2 separate regions of the Homo sapiens genome follow, and region 2 is linked to region 1. The links are chromatin loops, found by intact Hi-C in ENCODE. Cell type or tissue: OCI-LY7. All regions are shown on one strand. Each heading gives the region's core, and the rest is flanking DNA. Links, peaks and the distances in the headings are about the cores only. Region 1 holds the start of LOC124902507 (a long non-coding RNA gene). Region 2 holds the start of LOC105378493 (a long non-coding RNA gene).

The links. A loop is a pair of places that touch in the nucleus more often than their neighbours do. Peaks named below come from ENCODE experiments on the same cell type or tissue, not always from the same donor. Only the 100,000 strongest peaks of a DNase experiment are listed, where the experiment ranks them.
Region 2: a loop joins it to region 1, with 5 times the contacts of the local background. A loop is called at or near these places in 9 of 110 quality-filtered maps.

The regions. Positions count from the first base shown.
Region 1 is chr10:113,952,999-113,969,503 of GRCh38, forward strand. LOC124902507 (a long non-coding RNA gene) reads right to left here and starts at 7,644. Exons shown (of 2, transcript XR_007062296.1): 1 at 6,468-7,644; 2 at 4,364-4,684. RefSeq lists enhancers at 5,666-6,166, 7,643-7,932. In OCI-LY7, for the core only: no CTCF peak of the experiment used is centred there; DNase peaks (open chromatin) are centred at 7,743, 8,003, 8,713, 12,243 and 2 weaker places; H3K4me3 peaks cover 4,623 bases; H3K27ac peaks cover 5,202 bases.
Region 2 is chr10:114,017,944-114,034,448 of GRCh38, forward strand. LOC105378492 (a long non-coding RNA gene) reads left to right here. Exons shown (of 3, transcript XR_946332.1): 2 at 109-328; 3 at 4,562-4,752. It overlaps LOC105378493 (a long non-coding RNA gene), which reads left to right and starts at 9,410. Exons shown (of 3, transcript XR_946333.3): 1 at 9,410-9,668; 2 at 9,760-9,890; 3 at 12,884-13,434. RefSeq lists enhancers at 6,823-7,162, 8,183-9,382, 8,434-8,543 and a silencer at 8,814-8,863. In OCI-LY7, for the core only: no CTCF peak of the experiment used is centred there; DNase peaks (open chromatin) are centred at 6,898 and 7,548; H3K4me3 peaks cover 1,423 bases; H3K27ac peaks cover 2,313 bases.

The DNA.
Region 1 (16,505 bases), core at 5,554-13,553:
AAAATGAACATTCTTTCTAGAATTTTCTTCTTTAAAATATGGCGTTCTCGTATTGTACAGACTGTCCAATTCTTTCTTAACCTTTGACTTCCTCTGCTCCCCCTAAGAGTTGCCAAGTTCCCCACCAAAGATCCCGAGAGGAAGGTAGTGACAAGAAAACTCTCAATGGGCTGTGATGGAGCCTGCTTTTCCTATTGAAATAGAGATTTTAGGTCAGGGAACCAAACAAAAAACTAAAACAAAACAAACTCATCGAAATGCAGGCCCCTAGATTAAGACTAACACTACTTAACTTTTAATTTAAAAGAGAGATGGAACAGAATGCCATTGGCTTCCCAGAAAAAGTGGCACTGTTCCCTACTAAGGCAAAATAGATTTAATTTGCCTTCTATTTTAAGACTTGGCCCCATCTTCTGTCCCTACCCTTGTTGTCCTGTTACCTCGTCTGTCTTCCAAACTAGTGCTTTTATCTTTGCAAGCCACCTTAATTCCTTTTTGGAACAAGACACAAATACAGACTCACGTACCCCAAGAAATAATATTTGAGGGCCCTTGTTGATGGTGCCACTAAGGCTTTTCTTCTTTCCCCCATTTTGTCTCCTGAAAGGCTGGAGTGTGGGAAAGGAAACAGCCCAGTCTTAATCATCTGTATTCATAACTGGGTGCTGGTGAAGGTGAAGTTCAGAAAGCATCCAACAGAGGGCCTATTATTTGCACCCTGGATAGTTACTATGTGTTTGTGTCCCCCAGAATTCATATGTGGAAGCCCTAAACGCCAATGTGGTATTAGGTAATTAGGTTTAGATGAAGTCATGAAAGTGAGCCCCAAGGTGGGATTAGTGCCCTTATAAGAAGAGGAAGACAAACCAGAGCTTCCTCTTTCTGCCATGTGAGGATATGTTGAGAAGGAAGCTGTCTGCTGGCCAGGAAGAGAGCCCTCACCAGAAACACAATCTGCCCATACCTTGATTTTGGACTTCCCAGCCTCCAGAACTGTAAGAAATAAATATCTGTTGTTTAAGCTGGGCAGTCTATGGTATTTTGTTTTAGCAGCCCAAGCTGGCTTAAGACCTCCAGGGATTGCATCAGCCCAGACTTGAAGGTAAAGCAGCAAACCTCCAGGGAGTCTTCCCTCTGAGCTACCTGGCAAGTCATGTGCATGGGCCACAACAGCACTAATGCATTTCCATCAGCTCTCTGCTGAGTGCCTGAACTTGTGTAGCCTTGGCCAGCCTTGAGGATTCCAGAGCCTTGGCTTAGCAATTTCTTTCTCCCTTATGAGAACTGGAAACACCAGTCTTTACGTCCCTGATGCTCACCCCAGAGTTTCTTACACTCATAGCATTTGGTGGAGCTTCACAGAGTAAAATTTTTCTCCTGTGCATTCTCTTGGGAGCTGGCCTTTTCTCTTACTGCTAATGTGATAGTTTCCATAAAATTTCACTATGTGCCATCTCTCTAAATTTATGGCTAATTTACTTTTCTTCTATCTCATTCAATGAAAAGCAGTCACAATAAATTACACATTGCGTTTTTTAGCTGGGCAGACATTCCAAGTTGACAACAATATGTTAATTACAGAAGCTTGTCCTGTTCATCTAAATGAAGACCAATAAGACTTAATTGCCTGAACTGGGGAGATGGGGGGTGAGTCTAAAACCTGTGTCATTGCCAAGATATTTGCTGCCTACTAAGCAAGCTGATCATGTTTCCCTGAAGCAATTTACACAGAGCACAGTGGAGCAGAGTTAGGACAATTATTCTGAAATTAATCTACATGAAAACCTACATAAACTAGCTTGACATTTGGATTGTGATCAAAACACAATTTGACTTTTCCTCTCTTGGTGTCTTCAAGTTTTATCCAGTGAGGGTGATCTTCGCTGGCACCTGCATCACTCAGGCCTTCCTGCAGTCTCTTGAAGGCCCAAACATAGTCTCAATTCAGTAAAAGGAATGTCTTCCCTCCCTCCCCAGGGTGGAACTATTTTTGGGTGGGAAGCATGATGGGTTCTTCTGATCTTTACTCTCTTCCTGACTGCTTGCCAGGTGGAGGGTCAAAGGGCATCAGAGAAAGAGAAGCAGAGGCAGAAGACAGTTCCTATTGCAATGGGGCATCCCAAGTTGGGCCCTGCTCCCGTTTCTGGCAGACTGTTAAGGCTGATGCTCTTGCAGGGCCTTTTCAGAAATCCCCCGCTGGCCCCTCTCCCCTGTGAGGGGGAGTTCCCTTGATGGGGCAAATACATCTCCATCCCCAATGGCCCCCTCGTCAACCTGAGACACTTCCAGGTTACCCCCCAGTGTCCCACAGCTGGGGCCTCCTGGACCAGACACATCATGGTCTCTTAGTCCATTCCTGCTGTTATTAACACAATACCACAGAGTGGGTAATTGATCAGCAATGATAATTTATATCCTACAATTTTGAAGGCTGGGAAGCCCAAGATCAAGGCCCTAGTGGGTTTATGTCTGGTGGGGGCTGTCCTCTGCTTCCAAGATGGCACCTTGTCTCTTCGTCCTTTGGAGGGGACGAATGCTCTGTCCCCGACAGAAGGGCTGAAGGGCAAAAAGGGGGGCCTAACTAGTTCCCTTCAGCCCTTTTATAAGGCACTAATCACATCCTTGAGGGGTGGAGCCTCATGGCCTAATCGTCTCCTAAAGGCACCACCTCTCTCAATACTGTTGCTTTGGGGATGAAGTTTCAACATGAATTTGGAGGCACACAAATATTCAGACCATAGTAGCCCTACAGCTGCCTTCCTGCTCCCGCAGATGTGGGGAGCAGGGAATCCCCAGTCCAGCAGCTCCCTAGCACCTCCAAAACACTTAGTCCTCTCCGGCCTTCAGATTTTTTTCACAGCACTTAGACCCCAGTCCATGGAGACAGAGGCCAGCCTTCAGGGTCTCCCAATGGCATTAACACATTGTCAAAGCTCTCAAGGCTCCTCTGGAAATCTTCCTGGATTACACTCTGGGGAGGGGTAGGCGGGACTCACAGCACAGCCCCGTGTTGCACTATCACAGCTCACTGCAGTCTCAAACTCCTGGGTTCAAGCCATTCTCTGCCTCTGTCTCCAGCTTAGACGGGACTACAGGTGTGTGCTATCGAGAACTAAGTCTCTAAAAGTAGGATTTCAGATAACAGCTGTTGTCTGGTAAGGGAGAGTTCCTTCACAGCAGCCCTTTCGATGTCTGCCACAGGGCCAGGCATGGTGCAATCCCAGCACTTTGAGAAGTCAAAGCGGGAGGATCACTCTTCTATATCCTGCCTTGTCTTCCTTATCATCTTTCCCTGCTAACACAGAGATCTCTCTCATTTGTCTAATAGCTGGTTGTATTCCTTTGTTAGTTAATGTATTTATCAATTCCCTATTGAAGGCTTTGAAGCATTACTTTTTCTACAAGTGATATGGTTTGGCTGTGTCCCCACCCAAATCTCGTCTTGAACTGTGGCTCCCATAATTCCCATGTGTTGTGGGAGGGACCCAGTGGGAGACAATTGAATCATGGGGAGGTTTCCCCCATACTGTTCTCCTGGTAGTAAAAAAGTCTCACGAGATCTGATGGTTTTATAAGGGGAAACCCCTTTTGCTTGGTTCTCTCTCTTCCCTGCCACCCTTTAAGATGTGCCTTTTGCCTTCTGCCATGATTGTGAGGCCTCCCCAGGCACTTGGCACCGTGAGTCCATTAAACCTCTTTTTCTTTATAAATTACCCGAAGTCTGGTATGTCTTTATCAGCAGCGTGAAAACGGACTGATAACGACAAATCAATTTTTTTTTTTTTTGAGACAGTGTCTCACACTGTTACCCAGGCTGGAGTGCAGTCACATGGTCACAATCACGGCTCACTGCGGCCTCAACCTTCCGGGGTCAAGCAATCCTCCCACCTCAGCTTCCCAGGTAGTGGGGATTACAAGCACATGCCACCATGCCTGGCTAATTTTTTGTGCTTTGGATGGGGAAAGAGTTAACATCTGAGAAGATAAAAGTAGAATCTGAAAGGAGGGAAGCAACAGAGAATCTGGAAATGTGGCAGGGCCAGGGCAGGGTTGGGTTTGGAGTGGGAGGCGTGTGGAGACAGGTTTGGGAACAGCCTCAGTAGGGGAGAAGTTGGAATCTGGAAGAATTTGGAAACAGGTTTCTGAAGGGCTTCAGGGCCTTTATGCTTTTTTTTGCTTATTTCTTTTTGAGCCTTTCTCTTAGGTTTGGGAGTTTGCCAAAGGAATGTGCTCTGCAAGTAAGTCAACAAATAGTTCCCGAGGATCTGCTCTATGAAAAGCCCAAATTGTCTTTGAAAAGCATGCACTGTTTAAAAATGTTATACTGTGGTAAAACATACATAACATAAAATTTGCCATCGACTATTTTTTGAGCAATATTTTTAATGATGCGTAATAGACGTACAGAGTTTCAGGGCTTCCATCAACCATTTTTAAGTGCACGGCTCAGTTGTGTTAAGTATAGTCACACTGTTATACAACCCATCTCCAAAGCGTTTCCATCACCATTGAACAACAGTTCTCCATTTTCCTCCCCCTGGACCCCGGCAACCGCCTTCTAGCTTCTGTTTCTATGAGTTTGGTTACTCTAGATACCTCATGGAAGTGGGGTCATTCAGTCGTTGTCTTCGTGTTGCAGAGCAAGCATTTTTAAGTCCTGCTATGTGTCCATCACTGTGTATGACTCCGAAATAGAAAAGGAGGATCGTTAAAAATGGATCTTTTTTTCACTACCACTGTGATCAGCAAAACTGGGAAAAGGGCAGACCTTGGCTGTGGCCTCTCACATTGCCCCAGTCCATGGCATGAGCGTCTCACCCAAACTTCTATTCTGGCCCTAACTTTCCTCCCTGCCCCCATCCAATGCTGCCTGGACCAGCTGTCACACTGGACTCTGGGACAAATTAATTCACGTGAAACTGCTAATGGCTGACACAGTAATAAGTCAGATTGTGTTTCAACATAAAGATTTAAATCTCTTTTTAACAAAAATATAGAGAAGGGGGTCTCACTATGTTGCTCAGGCTGGTCTCAAACTCCTGGGCTCAAGTGATCCTCCTGCCTCAGTCTCCCAAGTAGCTAGAACTATAGTTGTGTGCCACCAAGAACTAAATCTCTAAAACTGGAACTTCAGATGACAGCAGTAGCCTGGTAAGGGAGAGCCCGTTCACAGTAGTCCTTTAGGTGTCTGCACAAAGCAAATGGGTTTCTCTCTGCCCATCATTGTAAGCCTGTGACCCTTGGGACAAAACACTTTGCCTCATAGGTGCATCCTAGGAAGAATCCATCCTACTAAAGTTGCCATCAACTGGCAGAGCACTCAACTGGCAGTGGTGTGACCTGCTGTCTCCCTGCTCTGTGCTGGAGTGGAGCCTCTGTGATCTGCCTCTGCCACAGGCAAAGTTCTCAGGGAAACTAGAGAAACTGGACTGACTTGGGGGAACCATTTATGACACCAGGTAAAAGACCATGGAATCCAGGCTCTTCAGGGCCATCGCTGTAGGGGCCTACTTCCTGTCTTAGTTCAGGTTCTAGAAGCAGAGCCTAAGACAGGGATTCCGGGGCATGTGATTTCTCCAGGGAGCGCCCTTCAGGAAAAACCTCCACGAGCATTAGGGAAGGACGGGCCAAGCAAGGATGGATCTTGGGTAAAGCCGAGCTGTGACCTGAGGCCCAAGGGCCGCTGGGGCATTTCCACAGGGCAGTCACACCGTCCTTCAGAGAAGGGGGCTGGCCTTTGTGCCTCCTCAACAGTTAGCCTCTGGCTGCAGTAGCAGGGCTAACCTCCCAGGTCACAGCAGCTTGGGACAAAGTCCCTGCCTGGTAAAAGATCTGGCTGGTTCTTTCAGGGGAACGTAACATCTGCATGACTCATGCGTGCAAACCACCCACACGCTAGGAATCTGAAGTGGTTGCTCCTAGAAACAGAAATAAACGACCATCCAGTGATGAAGAGTTTTCCCCAGCAAAGAGACAACTCCAGGGAAGAGCTTTCCAGTGTGAGTACAGAGATTGTGGTTTAAGGTAACTAATGATTTGCATAAAGCCAACTTCCATATTACCTGACACATGGTAAAATATGGACACAGTGCTTTTTGAGAGGTAGAGAAAAATAACTCAGTACACAACTTTACTGCCTGTAAAACCCAACACCAGAAAATTCCCTCCAATAAGAATCGGCACCAGACAGGCGTTGAAATATTTAGCATCTTCTGAGATGTAATTACTACTCCGCTGTGTGCATCTGTGTTTGCTGTCCCCTCCGAATGGAACAGGATGTGATTTCACTGAATTGGCAGATTTATCCACCTGGCTTTTGAGCAGTTGGTCATTTTTCAGCCTGGTGGTGAATGCCTTTCCCCATACCCCCAGCACACAGGCAGGCACCCTCCGCCCCCAGCTCCCAAATCCAAGAGAAAAACTCAAAGAGAACTCAACCGAGGGTGGATGGTTTTTCTGTCAGTTACCTGCTTTCTGTTCCTTCCAGAACCTACAACGGCCGTGACACTGGGGGCAGATCAGGAGTCTATAAATGACATATGACTAAGAAGCAGAGGGATACCAGCTGCTTATTGACAAAATGGGTGGCTCCCAGTGAGGCGTGGAAGGACAGAACTGGCCCAGACCAGCTGGGAGGCCTTGGCACATACAACAGAGCCTGCTGGGTCACAGCACAGCCATTGTCATCCTGTGAAACGTGAACCTGACCTTCTACCCAACAAGTTAATATCTCATATGGGTTTCTCCTTGGTTTCTTGCAGGATTTATACTTATCAAGGTAGCACTGATTTCAAGGAAGTAGCTTCTCTGTTTCTTTATGGCTGAATACTGTGTCAACTAGTGGTTTGCCCAACCCAGAAATTCAGGGTGATGAGACTGTGCCCTTTAGGGTGGGGTGCACCCTTCAAACTCCTGCATCTTGTGGGCAGATGGGCTTCAGTCCCAAGGAGTTAGCCTCTTTGGGGTACACATCCGGTGCTGGGGCCAGGGAAAGAATCCAGGTTCCCTAATCACACGAAAAAGGTACCTCCTCCTCTGCCAAAGTTCACTGTCAACTCTGTCCCAGGGTCCCAATAGCGCTAACATAAGCCCCCCTCCACCAGTGTAGAATGGTGGGTCATAAGGTGCTGGCAGGGATGTGGAGATCAGCCAGCTCAGGAGGCTTCACACTGGCTTTGGCTTACAGTCTTTAAATAAAAGTAAAATGTAAAGATGAGGCAGCTCAGGTCAGTGCAGAGGGGAGACCTGACTCCTGCTCACTCACCCACCCCCGTCCACAGGCCCCAGGGGAGCTCCGTGGGTGCCCCTGGAATCCCTCAGCACTTTGGAAAGCACTGAGCCAATGCAATCCTCCTTCTGCACACGGAGAGACTCAGACCTGAAAGGGAAAGCCACGGGGGGTGGGTCCTGGGTCCTTCTCGCCACCCTATGCAGTTGGCCTCCTGGCCCGCACGCTTCAGAAGGCTCCTGTTGGAGCCCTGTCCCTTCCCCAGGTCAAGTCCTCTCCCTGGTCACTGCTCCACACCAAGTGCCAGGCCTGGTTTTTATTGTTCTCAGACTCAGTTCCTGCCTCTTTATCCCCATAAGCCCAAGGCCCCCTGCAAGCCCTTTTCCCCACCTGTGTGTGTTCTGCAAGGGAGGCACCTGAGCTGGGGCAGCGACTATTTACCTTGTTGAGGCAAAGGACAAGCGTGACTTCCTTTGTTTGATGTTGCTACGTTATTAGAAAAAATAAAACCACAGGCCCAACAAAGAGGTTTCAGATATGACTGGATGGCACCATCTCCCAGGGCCATGGGGGTTGAGGCCAGAGCCCAGGCTAGGTGATGAGAACCACCAGGACACAAAGACAGCAGACTCTGTGATGTCGACACAGAAAAATGACAAGGGGATGACGTCACTCTCCTGGAAGCTTCGGAGTCCACCTGCCTCCCTAACGAGGCATTTCTTAAGGCCTGAAATGGCTAAGGCCTCACCCCGCTGAGTCCTTCCTTTTCTTACGTCCTGTGCTCTCTCTTCGCTTCCCCGCCCTCTGCTCTCCACCTTTGCCCTGTCACTTGTTTCCCTGCTCCCTGCTCCTTGCACCCACTCCTTCTGTCTGTATCTGGCCTCCACATGTCTATTCTCTGCCTTTTCTTGTTGCCTGTCTTTTCCTTCTGTGCTTCTATCCTGCCCTTCTTTCTGTTTCTCCTTTAGCTGTGTGCATGAACACACTTACTTGCACACAAGCACATACAATGCAGGTATGCACATGCGTACACAATCCCACACAAGTTTACACTCAGAGAACTACACACAACCACACGCAGAAGCATGTGCACATGCATGCCCACATGCACACACAATGCATGTGTGCACACACACGATCATCCACAATCAAATACAGTCCCGCATAGACAATCTCATACAGCTTATGCTCACGCAGTCACACACACACACACACACACACACACACACACTCACTCACTCACCTCTCTCTAGACCAAGCTAAGTAAACTCAGAAGAGACCTGCTTTTAACCCACAGGCTTGTTGACGCCTCTTTGTACTAAGAGTGATTAGCAACCACAGGAGTGTCTCAGCTAATTAAATAAGTCTGAAGCCGGGGACCAAGAAGCTAGGAGTCCTCTTGTATAAAACTGGTTCCAGCCATGGCACCCCCTGGAAAGGAGCTTCCTGTCTCAGTCATTTGAGCAGGTGGCGACTTCAGCAGCTGCAGCTAGACTGCTAAGAGATGGGACTCCCCATAACTTTTGAAGACGGTTGTGGTTAGAGTTTGGAGGCCTACTTTGGTTTTGATCTTCGGAGACTGGGTTTAGAAAGGAAGCATTATTTTGAGAAGGGAGATCGTAATCACACTGGCTTTTTTGATTGACGTCTGCAGTCTGGCTTAAAGGGTTCCTTGGGAGAAATGCAGGGTTTGCTACTTAAGCTGAAAGCAGGCTGGTAGGTCTACCAGGTCAAAGAACAGAAACTAAGGGATTCTGAGTTTTCATCGTGGCCCTGCTGCTACAAATCAGCTGCTTGACGCAAAAGTCAACTGACTTCTCAAGGCCTCAAATGACCTAGTCTTACCATGTCAGTATCCTAATAGTCCATTGCCTAACTAAAAATTTTGTGCAGAAAATAATTGATCAGGGTTGAAAAGTAACAAACAGGAAGTTACAAACCATTCTTATTTCTTTTTAATGTATTTGAGGCAAACAGAATGGTTTAGGATTCCCTGTTAGATGGTAGTTTGAGGACATTTATTGTGAAGACAAGCAGACTTTCAACTAAAGTGACCATGGTGCCTGAGCACTTTATCAGGAAAAGTAGTCTGATAAGAATAAGGAAAGTAGGACAGAATCTAAAATTGGGAACTTTCCAGAGAATCTGCAATATGTGGTAGTTTTCTGAAATTCAGTCATCGCCAAGGGCAATGATGTAGTATTGGATAATAATTAGTGCCCAAAATAAGTTCTCCCACATATCACAAAAATGTTAAATAAAGTTTAATGTACTCCATTTAAGCAGAAAGGAATAATAAGAACATAATCTCTCTCTGTATATATGATGAAATATATATGGAGAGAAATATGGAGAGATATATGGAGTTATAATACATATATATGATTTAGACAGAATTTAATCTTCCTATGGATTAAAAATGTTCATCTGGCCGGGTGCGATGGTTCACACCTATAATCCCAGTGCTTTGGGAGGCTGAGGCAGGAATATCACTTGAGGCCCAGGGTTCTAGACCAGCCTGGGCAACATAGCAAGATCTCCATCTCTACACAAAAATAAAAAATTAGCTGAGAGAGATGGTGCACACCTGTAAGGCTGAGGCGAGAGGACCACTTGAGCCCAGGAGTTTGAGGCTGCAGTGAACTACTTCACATCACTGTACTCCAGCCTGGATGACAAAGTGAGACTCAGTGTCTCTCTCTCTCTCTCTCTCTCTATATATATATATATATGTATATATATATATATCTATCTTACAAAATGTTTAAAATAAAAAATGTTTGGGTCCTAAACAGGCAAACCCTCATCTCTGTGGAAAAACTCATATATCACCATGACATATTTTGCAAGAGTCCCAAGTAGCAGAGATTTCCCCATATGCAATTCATAAGCAATTCTCAAGTGCCTAGTAGCTGTGGGGAATTGGTTGCTTTTATATCTTTGAGGACACATCAGTCCAGACTATGGCAGGACATTAGTTGTCTCTTGCTACTGTAACAAATTACAACAAGCTTAGTGGTTTAAAATAACACACATTTATTATCTTACGGTTCCATAGGTCAGAAGGCTGAAATAGGTCCCACTGGGCTAAAATCAAGGTGTGGGCAGGACTGTGTTTCTCTATGGAGTTTCGAGGGAAGAAATTGGAAATTGTTTCCTTGCCCTTGTCAGCTTTTGGAAACCCCTCACATTCCTTGGCTCATAGCCCCTTCCTCCATCTTCAAAGCCATCAATGGCAGGTAAAGTCCTTCTCATGTTGCATCCATCTGACCCACAGTCATGTCTTCCTCTCTCCACAGCTGGGAAAGTTCCTCTCTTTTGAAGGATTCATAGGATTAGATTGGGCCCACTGAACAATCAAGGATAATCTCCCCATCTCACAGTCCTTAAAATAAATCATATTTGCAAAATCCCTTTTGCCATGTGAGGTAACATATTCACAGGTTCCGGACATTAGGAGGTGGGCATCATTCTGGTGCCATTATCTGCCGATCATAGTCAAGTAGAGGCCAGGATTCCAGACTTGGAATTAGCAGAGGTCAATGCAAGCTCAATTTAGCAATGGCAGCAAACTATCACACGACTATAGTAAGGCATGAAATTGCTCTGAATTTGTGCTTTCTCCCCCGGTCAAAAAAGAAAAAAGAAAAAAAAGAAAATAGGAGGTGTTCTCTACTTCATTAACTATGTCACAGAGCAATTTGAGGCTGTCACACTCCAAAAGCATGACACACAGTCCTAGGAGAAAGCCATTTGCAATGTCCTGGGGGAAGCAGGGCACAGAGCAAGCTCAGCACATGTCAGAGCCTGTCATGAACTACCAGCTTCAGACAAAATAGCTACCTGATCAGCATGTTGGGTTGACATCTTTGAGCAAGGCTCCAGGGCGCATTTCAGGAGACTTGGGCTCTAGCACAGTGACAGTAATGGAGAAGAAAACAAAGATGGTTGAAACCCTTGAGTCCCCGGATTCAAGTTATATATGATTTAGTGAAGGTGTCAAGGCACGTGCATAACTCAGATACATGGCAGGATGAAAAAGGCTGCAGCTTCGGGAGGAATGGGCTACAGGACTCGTGCCTATGGTCCATCCAGGTTACTGCCATGTCTCTGATAGAGACCCAGAGGAAAAGTTTTGGGATAGGTCAGCCAAACGGAAAGGCCAAGAACATCCCCTAAATGTGCCTACCTTCCCTCCAATAATCCATTATGGTTCTATCTTACATTAATTCCTTTAATCTCATTTTTAAAAACCTAATGCAATTGTATAGGCCTTTCAGACCCTGAAAGCATGCAAAGCAGATGTGGTACCTTTTTTATTTCTTTTCTTTTTTTAATAACATAGTAGTTTGTGAAATGCCTCTTCTCTTTTTTCCACTAGGGATCCTGATGGACTGGCTATCTACCTCCCCAGGATAAAAGCAGTGAGGCACCTGTTTTTTGAGCTTAATGTTGGCAAATGTGGCTAATACCCAACTGTCCGGGTGTTCATGAGGGGCTTAATATTCTTAGCAGTGTGCTTGTTCACCATGTTAGAACAAGATTTTTCAACATGGAGTTGTTATAGGGTTTTTGGTGTTTTGCTTTGGCATATTCAAATGGATGTAACAATATAAAAGAATATAAAAGTAAAGGCATAGTGAATAGTCTGTTGGGGGAAGGCAAGTGGGAGAGGAAGTATGGAGGAGGATGGAAATACCACAATCCTCACCTTACAAACAGAGAACCAAGAGTTGATATGGATAATTGATGGCACAAAAAACAGGGGTCTGGGTGTGCATTTGAAGTTGCAGAGATAGCTGGCGGAGGAACTCAGGGTCGTGCATTTAACAGGGAGAAGGGAGAGGAGAGAAGGCAATGGGGAGGAGGGTGAAGTGGCTGATGAGCTGTGGGGAGGTGGGGGATGGTGTCTCGGGGCCAAAGTCACATCTCTCAGGACAGGAAGTCAAAGACAATACCTGAAGTTGGTGAAATAAGAAGCAGTGGTATAAGCATGTCAGGGAAAGGTAGAGAAATAACCTCCAGAAACAAATAAACGGAAGTGATGAAATGCAGTTGGCTCAGGCAGCAGAACTGGGGTCAAAGAAGGCTGAGCAGAGGTTAGTTGCTATTCACTGAAGAGCCCTTCTAACCCAAATGATTTTCTAAAAGCCAATGTACATGTTTTAGCTGATGAAAAAATGTTGAGCAAGAAGAGTCCTTTTACTTTTATAATATTTTACTCTTTCAGAGAGGTTTAATTCTTTTTTTAATAAAAATGAGTTATAATTACAAATATTAGCTACATATATAGTATAGCTATCATATGTGGGGTGCGTGTGTATAAATATTAATTACTACATTGAGTTTTTATTCTTTGCGAACATTTTATTGTGAAAATACTCAAACACAAAAAAAGTTTAAAGGATTTTACAATAAACATCTACATACCCACTGCCTAGATTCCAGCACTAATATTTCATTATGATTGCTTCATTACCTATCTGACCATCTATCTATTCCTCCATCTGTGCATTCATCTTAGCTTTTTGAAAATACACATAGCATAAAATTTACCAGCTTAGCAATTTTCAAGTGGACAGCTCAATAGTGTCACATATATTCACATTGTTGTGCAATGGATCACCAGAACTTTTTCATCTTGCAAATCTAAAACGCTACATCCATTAAGCAAGTTCCCTTTTTCCTTCCCCTCCCCGCACAGCCCTGGGTAACCACCATTCAACTTTCTGTTTCTATAAATTTGACTACTTTAGATACCTCACGTAAGTGGAATCATACAGTATTTGTCTTTTTGTGACTGGTTTATATCACGTAGCATAATGTCCTCGAGGTTTATCCATGTTGTCTCAAATGAGAGGATGTCTTTCCTTTTTTTAAGTCTGAATAATAGTCCATTATATGCAGATACCAGATTTTCTTTTTCATCTGTCAGTAGACATTTGAGTTGCTTCCATATCTTGGCTCTTGTGAATAATGCTGCAGTGAACATGGGTGTGCAAATATCTCTTTGAGATCCTGTTTTCAATTCTTTTGGATATATACTCGAAAGTGGGATTGCTGGATCATATAGCAGTTCTAATTTTTAGTTTTTTGAGGAATGTTCATACTGTTTTTCATTTTATAATCCCATCAACAGTGCACAAAGATTCCAATTTTTCCACATTCTTATAAACGCTTTTTTCTGTTTGTTTGTTTTTTTAAAATAGTTGCCATTCTTGTGAGTGCAAAGTGATTATTACATTGATTTTTTTAAAGTTCATGTTAATCTTCTTCTAGGTAACTGAGCAAATAGGGTTCCCAGGAGAAACTGCAAAGCTGATGACTAGATTAGGCTACACTTTCCTTAGAAGTGGACGGTCTGTCACAGAGCTTTCAAGGCAAATCAGGGATGATGGAATTTCTCTTCATGGTAAATCTCATTCTTATTTCCTTGGTTAAATTGGTGTCACTTCATAGGTTGGTTGAAAAAGCCACAGGTTAGCCAACATTGCAGGTGCTAAGACAACTGTAATTCTATGTGTTAATGGTCAGATTATGAGCCAAGTTGAATATGTTGAATTTCTGATTGATTCTAAGCCAGTGGGCACCTTGCAGTGTCTGTGCCCGATTAAGGCTTTGTTCTCTAGGTGAAAACATCTTTCAGATGAAAGGCATATTGGCTTTTGAGACAAAGTTACCTCTTCAGGCTTCTGGAACTTTGACTCAATTTTCCTTAGATGGAAATGTTTGTCATTCTGCTTTACAGAAAGACATTCTCTTTTTGTTTCCGTTTCTGTGCAGAAGCCTATAGATCACCTTTTTAATTAACTCATGAAGAACCCAGGGACAGGAGTACACTCTGCCCTAATGGTATTATTGTAGATGGATCTAGTACTAAACATGACCTTGGGGTGTTTGTGAAGCTAGTGAAGAGATTAGCAAACAGAAATCTTAAGAACAATTTAATCCTTTTCTGCATAGCAGCATGGTAGTTGCTCTGCAAAGGCAATTCTCAAAACAAGCACAGTCACTTTCAGTACTGTGCTTGCATTCGGGGGCGGATTGAAAGGCTGAAACTGAACAAGTGTGTGGGAAAGCAGGTGATTACTGCTCCCCAAATACCGTGTGATGCGCCCGGTCACCCCTGACAAATCAGTAGCCAATTAATCCCACCATAATTGGTTGACCCTTGGCTAATCCCATTTCTAGATCATGTTTACTTGGCAGATCATGCCAGTCATCTAATTAGCATTCTTCAGGGTTATTCTACCCCCGCATGGACCGCTTTGGAATACCATATGCATGGTGATATTCAGTGAGAAGCGAGGTGTATGCGTATGGCACTCCTCTCCGTTTTGATTAGTAAACAAATTAAGTAATTGATGTTAGCTTAGATAACAGGGCACTTATCATGTTGGCCAGCTCTCTGCTAAGCACTTTGGCAGGCAAGATCTTACTTCATTCTCACCATCCTATGACAGAGGTACTGTTGTTATTCCCATTTCAAAGATGGGCAAAGGGAGGTTTAAGAGGAGTAAGTGACTTGCCGCAGGAGAGCTAGGATTCGAGCTAGGCCTATCTGAGTTTGAGTCGGAACAGAACTTTTTTTTTTTTTTTTTTTTTTTTCGAGACAGAATCTTGCTCTATAGCCCAGGCTGGAGTGCAATGGCATGATTTCAGTTCACTGCAACCTCTGCCTCCTGGGTTCAAATGATTCTCCTGAGTAGCTGGGATTGCAGACATGTGCCACCACACCTGGCTAATTTTTGTATTTTTTAGTAGAGATGGTGTTTCACCATGTTAGCCAGGCTGGTCTCGAGCTCCTGACCTCAGGGTAATCCGCCCGCCTTGGCCTCCCTAAGTGCTGGGATTACAGGCATGAGCTACTGCGCCCGGCCTTGAGCAGACCTTTTAACCACCATCTGAATTACCTTCCTTTGTGCTCCTGTGTTCTTAGAGCTACTCCCACTCCAGTGAGCTAGGATGTTGCTGTTAACTGTGTTGTGTGAATTGTAGCTCCCCGAGCTGACGGTATACTCTCCAGGAAAGGGACCGTTTTCTCTTCTTCACCTGTCCCACGCAGCCCCATCCTGGGTGCATGGTAACTATGTGGTGAATGCTTGGTAACTGATGAATGTGCCTACACAAGGTCCTGCCCTTTCACTTACCATACAAGGCTTCTCCGAGAAGCCAGCTCAGCTGCACGCAGCACACCAGCCATGGTGGACAACTCAGGCTCCAGTTATGCCTCTATCCACCAAATACAGAGTGGCCTTGGACAAGTGTCTCAGCCGCCCTGGGCCTTTTTCCTCTCTTGGGATTGGAGGATATTAGGCATCTGATCTTTCTCTGGAGGTTTCTTGCAATGGGATTTGCATTTATAAATATAGTTAACAAGGCATGACACTACTTGTGGCCCCAACAGTAAATAAGAGCCTGTCGCTGAAAACGGAGTTGCTGTGAGAAGAGCCATCAGCTACCAGGCGAGGCACCCACACCAGTGTTTCATAAGACATGGCAAAGCTCTTTCTTCCTTCTCCCATGTCGATCTTTGTGGATGTGCAGGATTTGGAAAGGCCTGATAAGAGAGGAGAGAGTGCTGCTCTATGTTGTGGTCTGATCTAAGCCAGCTTAAATGTTCACAGTCATTAAGTTGTTTTTTCGGGTACTGGTAGCTTCTAATAGTTTGAGGTAGGGGAGCGCTAAAGGTCTCTCACCCCAGAATCCAAAAGTCCCAGCCAAGTTCTGACACACAGACTAACTATTATAACCCAGCAGGCCCAAGACACAACAAAGAAATAAAACAGTCACCAACTATCGGTGAACCTGCCCCGATATTCACGTAGGTTCTTTTCTATTTTTCCTAAGCATCGGCCAGCTTGAGAAATAAAGGGACAGAGTACAAAAGAGAGAAATTTTAAAGGCGGGTGTCTGGGGGAGACATCACATGTCGGTAGGTTCCGTGATGCCCCACAAGTTGCAAAAACCAGCAAGTTTTTATTAGGGAGTTTCAAAAGGGGAGGGAGTGTGCGAATAGGTGTGGGTCACAGACATCAAGTACTTTACAAGGTAATGGAATACCACAAAGCAAGTGGAGGCAGGGTGAGATCACAGGACCACAGGACCAAGGTGAAATTAAAATTGCTAATGAAGTTTCGGGCACCATTGTCATTGATAACATCTTAATCAGGAGACAGGGTTTTTGAGATCAACTGGTCTGACCAAAATTTATTAGGTGGGAATTTCCTCTTCCTAGTAAGCCTGGGAGCGCTACGGGAGACTGGGGTCTATTTGA
Region 2 (16,505 bases), core at 4,359-12,358, 64 kb after region 1:
AAGTGACTGTCCTGCTCATAAACCCCTAGGGGCCCTCCACTTCCTACAGAATAGACTTCTACCCCCTCAATTTATCCCTCGCTGCTCAACCAAACCAACTTTCCACAGGTGCCAGGACTTCCTCTCTGTTTCCGGATCACACTCCGTGACCCCATGAGCTCCTCAGGACAGGGATGATGTCACCATCATTTTTGTGTCTTCAACTCCTCCACCTCATAGATTCTCAGTGAATGTTTGCTGAATCAGTAGCGCCAGCTTCACATGCTTTAGAGGCAGAAGATACAAGCTGGAATCTCAACTCCAGCACTTAATAGCTTTGTGATCTTAGGTAAGTTACCTAGCCTCTCTGAGTCCTATGGCCTATGTCAGAAAATGGGGTAAGTGTGTCTACCTTATTGAATCATTTTGAGAAATAAATGGGCAAAACATGTAAACTGCTCAGTCAATCACAAACTCTCCATAAATGTTTAAAAAAAAAAAATCCCTCCCCTGCCCATCTAAAAGTTACCTGTGTTCTAAGACCCTGCCACCGAGCTTGTTCCTTAAGGCTCAGGGAAGGAGAGAATCCAGCTAAAAGATTTCAGTGGCCTTTATTGGAAGGAGCTGTCTGTGACAGTGCCCAGTTTTAGTTATTTCATAAGAAAGACAACTGAGAGAGCTGGGCGTGGTGGCTCATGCCTGTAATCCCAGTACTTTGGGAGGCTGAGGCGGGCAGATCACGAGGTCAGGAGAATCAAGACCATCCTGGCTAACACGGTGAAATCCCATCTCTACTAAAAATACAAAAAATTAGCCGGGCATGGTGGCGGGCACCTGTAGTTCCAGCTACTCGGGAGGCTGAAGCGGGAGAATGGCGTGAACCCGGGAGATGGAGCTTGCGGTGAACCAAGATCATGCCACTGCACTCCAGCCTGGGAGACAGAGCAAGACTCCATCTCCAAAAAAAAAAAAAAGAAGGACAGCTGAGAGAAAACAGGTGAGAGAAGAAATGTTGAAAGGACTGGTGAGGAGGAAAGAAAAACAAGACTAAGACTAAGATAGTGATCGATTCAGAAAGAGAGAGACGTACAGTAGAAGTTTTCTGTCTTCTGGGGAGCATCATAAGATTGTTCAGTTCTTATGAGTTTCAGCTACTTGAAGAGATTAATAATCAAAACCAAGGACAGTAAACTTAGAATAAATGAGTGCACATTTGCTTTATGAAGTTGGGCTTTTTCTGTTAGCTAAAACAAGGAGAGAAAATTCTTCTCAAGAACCATTTAGGTGACTGCCCCCTCTCCAGCCACCCACCTCTGCTGAGCCACAGAGGCCTAGATTCTTCAACACACAGGATTTTTCTCTTTTTTGAGACAGGGTCTCACTCTGTCACCCATATTTAGTAGAGAAAGAGTTTTGCTATGTTGCCCAGGCTCGTCTCAGACTCCTGGGCTCAAGCCATCTGCCTGCCTAGGCCTCCCAAGGTGCTGGGATTACAGCATCAGCCACCGCACCTGCCAACACACAGAATTTTTCATTGAGATGATAGTGCTCCAAGTCCTGATGCAAACAGACTAACCAGGGCTCCAGAGCGGTTGGGTCACCTATATCACTAAGTAGGCCCTCCCCTGAACCTTTATATCCCCCGCCATCAACTCCCATACAATCCTCTTGTTCTCTGTTCCTCCTAGATAGTAAGCATTGTCCTCTGTTCCTTATCCCGAAATATTACTATTTTAGTGAAACTTTTTGAAATTGCAGGATGCAACCTATTTGTGGGTGGTAAAATCAGTTCAGTGGGTTGCAATCAACTATTTTTTAAAATGAGATAGAAAATAATATTGAATCACACACAGTAATGTGAAGTATCATTTTATGAAACTTTTATCTCAGTTACATATGTACAGGTAATATGTACTTTTTACTGTGAGTCTCAGTCAAAAATACTTAAAAAACTGACTTGGGTATCTGTACAGAACCAGTTATGATCATGTCTGATTTCTTTTTATATGTACTATAGCACCTAGCACCCTGCCTTAACACAGAGAAAATGTCCACTAAATATTTATGGAATAAACAGGAATGAATGAATTAATGAATGCACAAATGGATAAAGTACATGAAGTATTTCAAGAGTGAGAAAGCAGATATGGTAAGGTAGAAAAAAGTAAGACTGTCTTTGGGAAAATTTCTTTTACTTTTGGGGAAAGCTTGCTCATTTCAAGGCTCTAAGGTCCTGTTCATCTTGCATAACTGAAGTTTTGATTGGACAAAATATCCACTTGATAATTTCCTACTTCCCAATGTAGTTTATATTGCATGAAACTAATATAACAGTCTTTCAGAACTAGTGTAGTGACATGCATAACAAGATTGGAAGTAGATAATTTTCCATTTTAATGTTAGTGTCATGTCTTACTTAAAATTATCAGTGACAGTGGACGTGTTGGTAAAAAAAGGAAACAAGCTAAACATCCATCCACTGAGAAATGGATTAACAAAGTGGTCCATCCATGCAATGGAACTACTCAGTGATAAAAAGCGATGAAGTATTGATACATGAAACAACATGGATGAACTTTGAAAACATTATCCTAAGTGAAAGAAGCCAAACACAAAAGACAGCATATTGTATGATCCCATTCATAAGAGCTTTATAAACAAAAGGCGGATCAATGGTTGCTTGGGCCGGCGAGTGAGAGTGGGGATTGACTGCAAACAAGCCAAGTGATGTGGTTTGGCTGTGTCCCCACTCAAATCTCATCTTGAATTGTAACTTCCATAATTCCCATGTGTTGTAGGAGGGATCCAGTGGGAGATAATTGAATCATGGTGGAAGTTTCCCCCATACTGTTCTTGTGGTAGTGAATAAGTCTCAGGAGATCTAATGGTTTTGTAAAGGGTTTTCCCTTTTGCTTGATTCTCATTCTGTTTCTTGCCTGCTGCCATGTAAGGTGTCTTTTGCCTCCCGCCACGATTGTGAGGCCTCCCCAGCCATGTGGAACTGTGAGTCCATTAAATCTCTTTTTCTTTATAAATTACCCAGTCTCGGGTGTGTCTTTATCAGCAGCATGAGAACGGATGAATACTCCAAAGGAGGGAATGTTTTGAGGTATTGGAAGTTTTCTAAAACTGAATTGTAGTGATGGTTGTATGGTTGTACAAATGGACACATTTTCTGAAACTTATTTAACTGTGCACTTACAGTGCATGAATTTTCTGCTATGTAGATTATACCTCAATGAAACTGTTAAAAATAATTACAGATGCTTTGAAATGCCTTCTGGCAGTACAGGAGAAAGTTTCCCTTCTACTTCACAGTTGTGGATTTATTTTTTGGAAAACTGGACTTCTCTAAAAAGTCAGACCATTATGTAACCTGGCCGCTTCCCCCTTTTCCAGGAACGCGGGCAGAACATCAATGTCTGTCTATCTGCCTGCTGGTCAGCTTCCTTATGAGGAGGCACAATACCAACTGGCAAGCAGGGCCTTGCTGGTCATTTGCCCACTCACTCAGCAATGGGGATGCCAGGGGGGAAATAATTCCTTTGAAGCCCTTTCTATACTGTTGTGCTCCTCAGCAGACAGGATGTAGGGTCTTTCCTATGCTGCCAAAATCAGCAGCAATTGTCAAAAGAAAACACCAGACCAGTACAATAAATGTGAGGGATTTTTCTCACCAAATAACTCATTTCACTTTGAAAGTACAAAGCAGTTACATTTCTAACCTTGCAACTTGAAATCATACAGCTATTCAAAGCTAATGATCAAGGCAGGCAGCATTTTGAAGAAACAATTGCCATTTTCCTCCTTGCTTGTTCAGATAATGAAGGAATGTGTCTTACACATCTTCTACCCTCTCCTACCCTCCTTCCAAATAGTACCCTGGAACTGTGCTAAGTGCGTACTAAGCTCTGGATAAATACTTGTTGATTTGATTGATTCTTTGTCTACCCTAGTGACAATGGCCAGATTAGAATTGATGGGATGATTCCCGAAAGCTGGGAATGGAACACCCTGTACACTGTGGTCTCAGTAATTTGATTAATGATGATGTGTTTTACAATGATTACTTTCAAATCACAAATCTCCAGAATCCCTCAAATCCAAACTGGGTCTGGAAGGCAGGGGGAAGCTTAACAATATTTTGGCTCTCATCAGTTCATGTCAAAATTACAAACCAATTCCAAGTAGGTGAAAGTTATTATAGCTCACAGTTATATGAAAACCAATTTCAGCATTGCTAATGTTTAAAACAGACAGGTGCTGCGTTCAATTTTTTTTAAATGTCACCAGAGTTTCCACGTGATTTATAATCCTAATTCAAAAAAAGCAAAGCTTATGTGAGTCCTTGGCAAAACGCACAAAATACAAACTAAAATGAACAACAAATGGCAACTCGATATTGAACTGGGAATTACATTTTGTGCTGTTTCATTAACTTTTCCAAGTATTTCTTTCTAAAATGCACTCCTGGCTACCCCCGACACACACACGAGATAAAGGAAGAGTGCACACAGATGGCTCCCGTCCAGGCCACTCAGCGGCTCAAAGTGAATGTGATTCCTGTGTTCTCTCCATGCAGATCGTCAATGATGAAGCATGCAGTAAATAACCCTCCCTCCCTGGAAGTGAAGACAGCCTGTGGGGGAGAACTGGCTCCATTAAAGGCTTCAAGCCACAGGAGTTGTTTTCTCCGGAGATGATGAACGTGGGCTGGAAAAAGAGACAAGAGTCACCTACTTCGTGCAGCTTTTTCCCCCCAAACTGCTAAAAGTCCTTTACCCTCAAATAAAATCATCAAGAGAGAGCTGGAAATGGCATCTCTTGCCACAGATCTGTGTTTTATTGTTATTGTTTTCACATAGTATTTACTTAAAGTCTGCTGTATATCCAGCCCATGTGTAACTCACCAAATTTTGAGCATCTTTTTTTGACTGTGCCTGCCTATCCAGTTCTTTGTAAGATCCTTGAGAAATAGAATTGAGCCTTTTCTTCTTTGTAGCTTTGGCCTCTCAGCCAAGGCCTGGCAAAGAGTGTGCATTCAATTAATGTTGGTTGAATGGATGAATAGAAATGAATGGATGGGTGGGTGGATGGATGGATGGATGGATGGACCAATCAGTCAATAGATCTCCCCATTTTTAAGCTCCTGTGTGTCAAAGTTCCCTGGCATTGAGATTGTCCTATCAATGCACAGCATTAAATTCCTGCCGTCCATCTGTTTCGATGGTAAGCTTGGAGAAATACTTGTGGAAAGAGTTCCTTGCTTCTCTGATGCCACATGTGGAATGCTCTTTGCCAAATGCACTATTTGTCACTGAACACCACTCTTCCTGATATCTTATTCCATTTATAGATTCTGGCTCTGGAGTGCAAGATTTTATTTTTTGAATTAAAATGTGATAAGAGACCTTTCAGTTCCCAGAGTTTCTTCTCTTGTCTGTAGGTCAGAAGTTATTGGCTAGAGTCCCAGTATCTCCCTTGAGCTACCGCATGCGTCTGCTGACCAAATCTTCTTAGCCTTCAAACCAAATGATGTCATTCTTTATGGTGCATTTTTCTAACAGATTTACACTGACGTACACACACATACTTTTAATTTCCCACTGCTTACAGAACTCGCAAACAAGTGAGCAAGTTGTAATTCTACATGGTGAGCGCCTCACATAAATTTTTTGGTGACAATGTGGATGATAAATGTTGGCTTTTATCGAGCTGACTACTGGTAGCTGTATGGTTTTGTGGCATATTATATAATGTGATATGCAATCACTGATGGAAAGATGTCTCTTAGAGATATAGCACTTATAACACAAATTTTTATGATAATAAATACTATTTATTAAGTATCAAATGCCAGGCACCTTGCAAGAATCCTACATACATTGGCTCATTCATTCCACATTATAGTCCTAGGAAGGAAGAAATGTCTTTTCCATTCTGCTGATGAAATAACCAAATATCAGAAGACATATAACTAGCAAGTGGCAAGTTAGGACTTATACCCAGATCCAGCCTCTGTTCCTTCTATTTCACCACATGGGTTATATTGTTTTCAGAAAAACATGTTTCTCTTGCTTATTTATTTTGCTTATTACACAGGACATTGTGGTACTGTTCATGAACTAAAAGCCATGCTCGGAGTGATTGTGGTTTTGAGAAAGAAAGAGAGAGAGAGATAGAAAGAGAAGGAAGGAAGGAAAGAAGGAGAGAAAGAAAGAAGAAAGAAAGAAAGAGAAAGAAAAGAAAGAAAGAAAGAAGGAAGGAAGGAAAGAAAGGAAAGAAAGAAAGAAAGAAAGAGAAAGAAAGAAAGAGAAAGAAAGAAAGAAAGAAAGAAAGAAAGAAAGAAAGAAAGAAAGAAAGAAAGAAAGAGTAGCTGTAGTCCCAGCTACTTGGGAGGCTGAGGCAGGAGAATGGTGTGAACCTGGGAGGCAGAGCTTGCAGTGAGCAGAGATCGCACGCCACTGCACTCCAGCCTGGGTGACAGTGCGAGACTCCATTTCACAAAAAAAAAAAAAAAAAAGAAAGAGAGAAAAAGGAAGGAAGGAAGAAAGAAAGAGAAAGAAAGAAAGAAAGAAAGAAAGAAAGAAAGAAAGAAAGAAAGACCAAATGTGTATATTTTCTTCAACTTCAGTACAATGTAGCTCCTCAAAAAAAAAAAATCCTTAATTTTTCAGTGCCGATTTCCACAACATGCATATTCACACGAACTCTGGCATGAGTCTTGTTGATTGCTTCCAGAGCAACATGCTTTGTCCCAAATTACAAGGAAACCACGAAACAATACTGCACAAGGCTGGAGGGATAGGACATCACCACACTTGAAAGTCACATTTGCCAATATTGGAGCATCTACAATGAGAACACAGGGCACTCGTACAGCCCCTGTGCTTGGTTTTTGCTTTATGGAGTTTGCAACCCAGTGGCAAACAGGAAGCTGGCAGCAGGAATCTGAAGGTCAAGAAGCTGCCTTTTTTTGGCATATATTCTCCCTCTCCACTTCTTTACAGCTAGTGCAGCCATGACCCTCTAAAGAACATGTCTGTTCTTGTCTCCGGGGTGTTGTGGTGATGTTGTGGTGATGTCGAGGTGCTGAGATGGCTTTGGGGCTCAGCCGAAGGTCAGCCTTTATCGAATTTCGCTTCATGGCCCAATAGGCACAGAGCTTGTGGTTTACACTCTATCTCTGTGAGCACCCAAGGCCAAAGCAGGCTGCCCAAGACGGAGAAGAGAAGAACACCCCATGGCCCAGCAGTTCAAGCCACCCAGGGCAGCCACCTCCATGGCAGGGACACTCCAGTGCCTCCCTCTTCACCTACCCCCACAACACACACACATGCCCCATGCACGTTCCTCCTGTCTCCCATCGGAGTCCCTATTCCCTTAGCCCCACATTTTCTTCAGTCATTCAGAAATGTTCATCTCAAAATGCAGCAAGTAATTTCTTCCTGATGAACTGCTCCTTCTCTACCCCACCCTGTAACCCCCGCCCTGAGGTAATTTCCTAATTCTCTTTGACAAGACAGTTTACTCTTGACAAGGATTAGAGGTTATTTTTAACCTAAACCGCACACAAGGAAATGATGCAATAATTTCTTTGAGCTGGCTGAATGCTTCCTCTTTTTTGGTCTTCGAATTAATATGATTCTGAACTTTAAGTTGTTTCTGGCCTTTTTGAGCAATTTCGTAATCACAGAATAAAGTCCACGTCTTCCAATTTAAAATCCTTGCTCGTAGTGATCTTTTCCTGAATGATTGGCATTTTTATCCAATGTAGACTCTGATGTTAAAAATCAGAATGATGTTGATTTACCAGAGGTTCTCCTGAAGATCTTTTGGATCCCAAGTGATCTCCTTTACTGTCTTTATCCCTCTCACAAAATCTGCTCAAATACTGGAAAAAAGATGATCAACTCTGCCACCTGGGGCCATCCAACTGTCCTCTGTTCCTCTGATTTCTTGACTAAGACATTCTGTGAAGCACACGTACATTCCTTTTTTTTTTTTTTTTCCGAGACGGAGTCTTGCTCTGTCACCCAGGCTGCAGTGCAGTGGCGTGATCTCAGCTCGCTACAACCTCTGCCTCCCAGGTTCAAGCAATTCTCCTGCCGCAGCCTCCTGACTAGCTGGGATTACAGGTACATGCAACCACGCCGAGCTAAATTTCTTTCTGTATTTTTTAGTACAGACGGGGTTTCACCACGTTGGCCAGGCTGGTCTCAAACTCCCGACCTCGTGATCCACCCGCCTCTGCCTCCCAAAGTGCTGGTATTACAGGCCTGAGCCACCATGCCCAGCCGCACATAAACATTTTTTAATCCATCACTTATTTTTAAAAAATATTTGTGTATTTAAGTCCATATGTCTATATCAGGGTTTCTCAACCTCAGCACTATTGACATTTGGGGCCAGATAATTCTTTGTGGGGCATCCTATGCATCATAGGATGTGGGGCAGTATCCCTGGCCTCTACTAACTAGATGCCAGTAGCAGCCCCCTCTCCAGTTTCAACACCTAAAAATGTCCCCAGACATGGCCAAATGTCTGCCAGGGAGACAAAAATGCCCCCAGTTGAGAAACACTGGCCCTCATACTGCTTTAAATGACAAGTTCCTTTTGGACAGGGACTAACCTAATTTGTACAGACTTCAGCACAACAGAAAGGTGCTTAGAGAAGGCAGTTCTATGGTGATCACAGTCAGTAAGCATGCAACAAGAATTGTTGACTCACATCTAGAAAAACAGAAAACGTAAGCACATGATCAAGTAAATAGTGGGTACTGTGTCTCATTCAGCCTTCCGTTCTTGTCAATAAGAGTAAAACAACAGTGCTTAGCTCTCCTGTGTGAACCTCCCAGAGGAACTGAAAATTTGAAAGATGGAGTTCATTTCCTTGTAATTAAACTGTTCCCATAAAATAAGGTAAGAGGCAGGTAAAGGGAAATCCCCCACAGCAGTGTGAATGGTTATAATCTTCATGGAGAAGAGCCCACGCTGGGATGCACATTCTTTCACAATTACTGTACTGTTCTTCCAGGCCGGGAATTCGGGGCGGCACCACATCCTCTTGCAGGATCTGCCCCTTGTAAAAGCACTTCAAATATTTTTCATGAGTGAAAAGTCAAAAGATAGATATGAACTGATATATCGTTAGAATTGCTGCTGTTATTCAACCACTCAAATAGTATTAAACCTCTGGATCTGGCAAACAAAACCTGCTAGATGATCCCTTTATAGGCCTCTCTCTAGGCAAAAGAACAAAACCTTTTATCAGTTAATCTAATGAATTACATGGGTTATTTTTATTCTATTCATAAGAGACAAGGCGTGTAAGTCTTGCTTGTTCTTACATCCATTGGATAACAATTCCATTAAGCAAATATTTATTTAAACTAAGGGTATGGCAGTCTAGCCTGACAGTTATCAGACATCAAAGTGGAAATGCTCAAATGAGTAAAAAATCAGGCTCTGCCCTTGGAGAACTTAGAGTTCTGATTTCTATAACAATTTGGTTGTGCATTTGTAGTCAATCCCCAAATATATTTGCTTTTGAGTACCTGAAAGCCTAATGCTTGCTGCAAGCTCTGGAAGAGGTTTTAAAAATCCAGTGATCATTCAAAGGCGTGAGCAACTCCAGGTGATGAAGTGACGGAGAAAGAGTTTACGGAGACATGGCTTTTGAAGTGAGGGTGGGTGTTCAAAACAACATGAATGATGAGGTTTTATTTCCCCCGATTTTAAAATTAATACATGTTTCTTGTTTTTAAAAAATATATGCAGGAAAAAAGAAAAGCCTGAGGAAAAGAAGATTTCTCGTAAGCAGTGGAAAAGTTGAGCAAAAATGCAGGACCTGGCCTGCTAGGGGTGACAGAACCTGTGGCGGACCCCGTGGAGCTACGGAGAAACATGAGGTGGGGGTCTGAATGCCAGATCTAATCAGGAGGGCAGTGGGCAGCCATGGATGGCTGAGTGTTCTGGGCATGGCTCATTTCATGCTCATAACAACCCTGTGAGGTTGCAAGGGGTCTGATCAACCTTCAGATGCAGAGGTGGAGGATTTAAGGTGTGCAGTAACTTGCCCAAGGTCATGCAGCTAGCAGATGGGAGGAGTGGGCACTCCAAAACCCCGTGCCCCTCAAACAAAGTGGGAATTGAGGGGGGCAAACCAAGGATTGCAAAGGTATAGCTGCAGAAAGTGTGCCTTTGACGCAATAGAATGGTGATGTCATGGATTTAAAAAATCCAGATCCAGAAAAAGGATCTGACTTGCTTTGTGGATAAAAGACTACTTTACAACCCAGAGACATCCACGTGGAGTAGGTGGCTCAGCAGTGCTCATTGGTGGAAGGCACTTTCATTGGCCTTCAGGTACCCAGCATGGCCTGCCACTGATAAGACACCACCTGAGTCAGGTCAGGATCCCTTTAGGTGATTTGAGCTGCTCTTTTTGTACTTTTCGAGGAGATTTTATGCAACTGGCCCATCCCAACTGTTCTGGACTGTCTGGTTTGAAAGCCAGCCTGCTCACCAGGGGAAGCCCCAGCCTATGTCTGAGTGCTTCAGTGCTACCTGGGAGGCTCCAGGATGGAGTCCCAGGCCTACCTCACCTGGGTAGACCCAGGCCTCACACCAAGAAAGAACCTTCCCACAATAGTCAAATGGTGGAAGGAACGCAAATGTCCATCAACTGATGAATGGATACACAAAATGTGCGTGTGTGTGTGTGTGTGTGTAATGCACTACTATTCAACCATGAAAAGGAATGGTGTACTGATTACTGATACATGCTACAATCTGGATGAACCTTGTAAACATTACGCTAAATGAATTATTTCATTTACACGAAACATCCAGAATAAGAAAATCCACAGACAGACTTGCTATTGGTAAAATATCAATGGATAACATCAAATTTACCATTAAAACCATCATTAAGTATACAATCAGTGGTGTTTAGGACATCCACAGGGTCATGCAACCATCACCACTTTCCAGAACATTCTCATCACCCCCAAAGGAAACCCCTCACCCACTGAGCATTCATTCCTCATTCCTTCCTTCCCCCAGCCCCTTGCAATGACTAATCTACTATCTCTATGGATGTGCTTATTCACTTTAAAATGGTGAGTTTTATGTTATTTGTAATTTACTGCATTAAAAAAATAAGCAATGGGATTGGATGAGGTGGATGAAGAAAAGGATCCCAGATTGAGGATTTGTGCACTCCAAGGTTTAGAGGCCAGCCAATAAAGAAGGTTCAAAAGAAGGAACTCATCAAATAGGAGGAAAACCAGGAAAGTTGCTGCCCCAGAACTCAAGTGAGAAACAGTTTCAAGGAGAGTAGAGTGACTATCTTTGTCAGAGTGAATTTTGTGTGGTTCAGGTAGATACAGTCATGTTCACCTACACAGGAGGGGACCATTTCACACTCTTGACCAGCAATGCATGAACAGGCTCAGCTCCCAACAATCTTGCCAATACAGTATCCTCAAAATGCTTGCCAATCTCAAAAGTGAGAAATGGATCTCAGTGTTGTTTTCTCTTGCAGTTCCTTTATTGAGAGTGACGCTGAGCATCTTTTCAAATGTTGAAGGGCCATTTATCTTCCTTTGGCTGTGAACTATCTGTTCATGGACTTTGCCCATTTTCTGTTGAGCTATTCATCTATTTATTTTTAATTTCTAGGAACACTTCAAATATCAGAGAGTTGGTTCTCTGTCCCCTGGCATCTGCTTCTTGAAACTCTTCTCTTTGTTTCCACAAGAGCACTCTCTCCTAGGTCTTCTCTCACCTCCCAGTATCTCACCTCCACATTTTGGAATTTTTTTTCTTTTGGGCGTGTGGGTTGCTCTTCTCCTTTGTACCTTTTAAGGCTGGTGTCCCCTGTCTTTGACTGTCTTTCTTCTCTACACACTCTTCAGCATCCTTCCCCTCCCACCTCTTCCTCCACCGCAATTCTAATTACAACTGTGTGCTCAACTACCAAACCTATATGGAACAGGATGTTAAAATAAGACTTTCTGACGTTGCAGTCTGAGCTGAGACCCCAAAGCTAAGAAAAGGAGTGTTAGGTGCCCACACATTCTAAAGAGAGGTGCTAGACCTTCCATGCAGACACCGCAGAGGGTGACCCAAAAAAAAAAAAACAACCCTGCCCAAGGACCCTATAGCCTCATCCTTAGAGTCTTAAAAGAGGCTTGGGTATTAATCCTGGAGTTCCTGCAGGGTAGAGTTGCAGGGGTGCCATGGCTCCTCCCAGCCACCCCCACACCAAGCAGGGGGCTTGAAAAGAATCTTTGGCGAGCCTGGCCTGTGTCTTATGATGTTGAGGGGACAGAGAGTTTCGTACCTGACTCACGCTTTAAAACCTGTGAAGGTGAGAAGCTGGGTTTGCTTCCTGGGCAGCAGAGGGGTGAGAAAGAGCCCAAGGGGAATGAGCACAGCTCCCAGCTATGCTGTTCCTGGAGGTGTGTCGTCCAGTGAACGATCATTTTCTGAGCTGGGCACAGTGGGTCACTCCTGTAACCCTAGCAACTCAGGAGGCTGAGGCTGGAGGATCACTTGAGGCCAGGAGTTTGAGACCAGCCTGCGTGACATAGCAACACCCTGTCTCTACAAAATAATAATAATAATAATACAAAAATTAGTTAAGCATGGTGCTGTGTGACTGTAGTTCCAGCTACTCAGGAGGCTAAGATGGGATAATTGTGGTTGAGGCTGCAATGAGCCAAGGTCGCACCACTGCACTCCAGCCTGAGCACCAGAGGGAGACCCCGTCTCAAAAAAAAAAAAAAAAAAAAAAAAAAAAAAAAAAAACAAACAAACAAACAAAACCTCTTGGTCACAAAAATTTGGAACAAAAAATCTTGAAGGTACTAAAAGGACATAATTGGTGATTTTGCAGGAAGCTGAGAAGCAGACTCCTTGACATGGCAACAGTAGAAATGAGGAGATGCCAAAGAGACAGAATCTGGTAACTCTTGAAGAGCCAGCCTGTAAGTGTTCATGGACAACATCCTTATAAATGAAGTTTTTGCAAAAGATAGGCATAGACAAAAATTCATGTGGTGCCGTGGGACAGGATTCACTGAAGATTTTTAATATCAGTTGAATTTGGATCTTAGTTTCAAATAAGTAAGCTGTTTCAAATAAGGAGAAAATAAAATGAGGTCTTCTTTTTGATGACAAGCTCTGACTTTGGAATCACACAGACCTGGGCTGGGAGTCGTGCTCCGCCGTTTGCTAGGTTGTGACACATTGGATAAATCGCTCAACTTCTGTAAGCCTCAATTTCCTCCTTTAGAAAGTAAAAATAATATCTGACAAGACTATTACAAGAATTACATGAGATGTTGTGAACAACGCCCTTCACACAGGGTCTGGTGCTTAGTCATTGGTTGTAAAAGAGAATGTGACATTGATCTATGTCTCCATTAAATGGTGTAGGAAAGAATACATATTGTCCTATGAGTCCATTCAAGTTTTTAATTTTGGTCATTTGGTTTGTTGCTTTCTGGTGAATGCTACCTACCTTCATCAAATCATTATGAAGTTTCCAGAGCAAATTCTCTGTAATGTATTCTAAAGAAAATTGAGAGAAAAATAAAGCAAACTGAAGTATGGAAACACAGCTTGGGAGTTCAGAAAAACTATTTGCTCATCATACATTAAGTTAAAAATACAGTTGCACAAACAGATGACTAAATAATACTCAGACCCACAGATTTCAGCTTTTAAGTGCCATCTTACATAAGATTGTTCAACTGAACTAGCCTAGCCATTAAAAAAACTTAGATATGGCATTTTTAAAATAGAGACTCACATACAGCACATCTAAATCTATGCTGTTTATATAACACGAAGATAGCAGATATATCTGTAAGGAGGTGTTGGCATCACAGAGAATGACATACTATGTTACAGTGATTCTTGGATTTTTCCTATGTGTTAAGCCTGGACTTCTGATTCCAAATTCAGCTCCTACAGCAGAGGTACCCAGGGAAGTCTTGAGCCATATTAATATTAAGTGGCAAGATAAGGCATCAGTGTGAGTTCTTGAAACTTAACCAGGTAAAGATCTTTGGGTTTTGTTTACTGGCACAAAACAGGTACATTTGGTCTACAGCCCATGCACAAGTTAAAATATTATTAGCTCTGTTCTCAGTATCATAAACGATAATTAGTATACAATCTAGGACACATAAAATTCGGATGTCCATAAAATATTGTTAGCTCCGTCATCAGTATCATAAAGGATAATTAGTATACAATTTAGGACAATTAGGACAATAGACAAATGTATAATTAGTATACAATTTAGTATAAAATTTGGATGTCCACAACCTTCACATTCCATAATCAATCAAAATCAATATTCCGAGCAGAGCTATTTCTTAGTCAAACCTCTGATAGCCAGTATTTTAGGATCTGAAGCACTATTCCAATCAAAATCACTACTTCAAGGTCACAAAAATCCTGTTTTTCAATGGATTCTATATGAGGACCTGGTTTTATCTTGCCTCAAAGGCCAGCTTTGTTCTGTGGTTATAAAGGTTTGCTGTATCTCTCCTACCCAGTTATCTGCTGTCTTTTACACTGATTCCAGCTTGGGCAAAACAACAGGCATGTTGCAGCTGTAGAAACAGATTCTGAGTGTGACTACACGATATCAAAATATCCTGCTGAAAAGTGGTCTACACACTCAACCAACTGGATTGGCTTATTTTTCTCCTCAAATCCAAATTATTAAGGCAAACCTGGATTTTTCTACTCCATTTGTAAGAAAACACAATTGAGTTTCCTGATTTGTAATGAAAGCTATAACAGAACAGTACATTCACCACTGTCTTAAATACGTACCTAGTAGGAATATGCCTTACACTTCCCCTGCCCTCCTCGTTGCTAAGATCTACACAGAACATATGGGAACTTGATCTGCCAACAATCAGCTTGAGGTATTCGTGACTTTGTAACAGACTGAAACCCAGTAACAAAGTGGACTGTTTCCACCAGGGCCTGGATACCATTTATTTGGGGAGCCACCTTTAGTGTGAGAGACAAGAAGTTGTTCTGTTTGCTCTCTGTGCTGGAAGTCTTGTAACAATCGTGGCATGCGTGAGATTACAGATGACTCAAGATTGTGCAGAAGGAGGCAGCTTTCTTACAGATAGTAACACTTTGTTATAGGTTAAAATGCATCCCTACCCCCCACCAAAAAAAAGATATGTTGGAGTCCTAACCCCTAGTATTTCAAAATGTGACCTCAGTTGGAGATTGGGTCTTTACAGAGGTAATCAAGTTAAAATGAGGTCATTAGCATAGGCCATGACCCAATATGACTGATGTCCTTATCCAAAGAAGAAATTTGGACAGGCACACAGACAAGCTTGGGGAAAAGACAGCCATGTACAAGCCAAGGAGAGAGGAATGGAACAGATCCTTCCCTCACAGCCCTCAGAAGGAAACAATTCTGCCTACAACTTGAGGATGGACTTCTAGCAAACGAACTCACACCTCACTGATCCAGCACCATTGCAGAATGAAAAGTCCATATAAATTCACTTTCTAGATAACTCAAGTGTTCTGACAAATAAGCAGTTCCAAAATTTTCGTTCTACTCTTTTTTAACAAAAATATTTCTAAAACACACCCTCCACATTCTCAAACCAAAGGCAGCTGAACCCAATCTAAACCTTTCCTATTGATGCAGGTTTATCAGTGACTGCAGAGGGACAGAAGACCCTTTGTTTCTGCAGTAAGTGGCATCACTGGTTTCCCTGTTTTCTCCTCTAATACGAAGTTCCCAGACAGCCCCCTCTGCCTTCTGCATCATCCTCATTTCCTTGCTTGTCCTAATCTGTTGTGAAAGAACAGAAACCGGACAAACAAGACATTAAAACTGGTTCTCAAATAAAATTAGTAGTCCCAAGTGAGAGGCTGAAAGACACTCCTAAAGGTTAAACCACGTGAACTTGAAAAACTTCTTTTGTTGTCTATTCCTTTACTCCCTGTTCTCAGGGGGTGAGGATGTCAGATCCCTTATATTAAGGATACCTCAAGTGTTGTGCTACACAGACACAAAGCAGGTCACAAGAAACTCTTCTGGACTCCTTCGGCTTATAAATTTATGCCATAAAAACAAACAGCTGGGATCAATTATAGCTCGGGAAATATGCACCTCTATTAGGAGCCCAGTGGTGCTTTGTTCTGTGGTGGTTGTTATTTCACATATTTGGAATATGGCTATACCATAGGATGGAACTCTCTGGAATGGTCTTTCCATGATACCAAATTAGTTTGGGAAATTCTAATTCCCCAAACGGAATGATAATCAGATTAAATGACTACAAAGGAATAAACTTGCTGTTGAAATCAAAAGTGTGCTTACCAAATTAGATTCTTTACTACATCCTCTCACTTTTAAAGATAACGAATTTATTCAATTACTCTATTTGTACTGATTGGAAGCTGCCTCTTTTGCCATGCTTAGTTTGGTACAGAACATTTTTTGGCTTTATGCTATAATC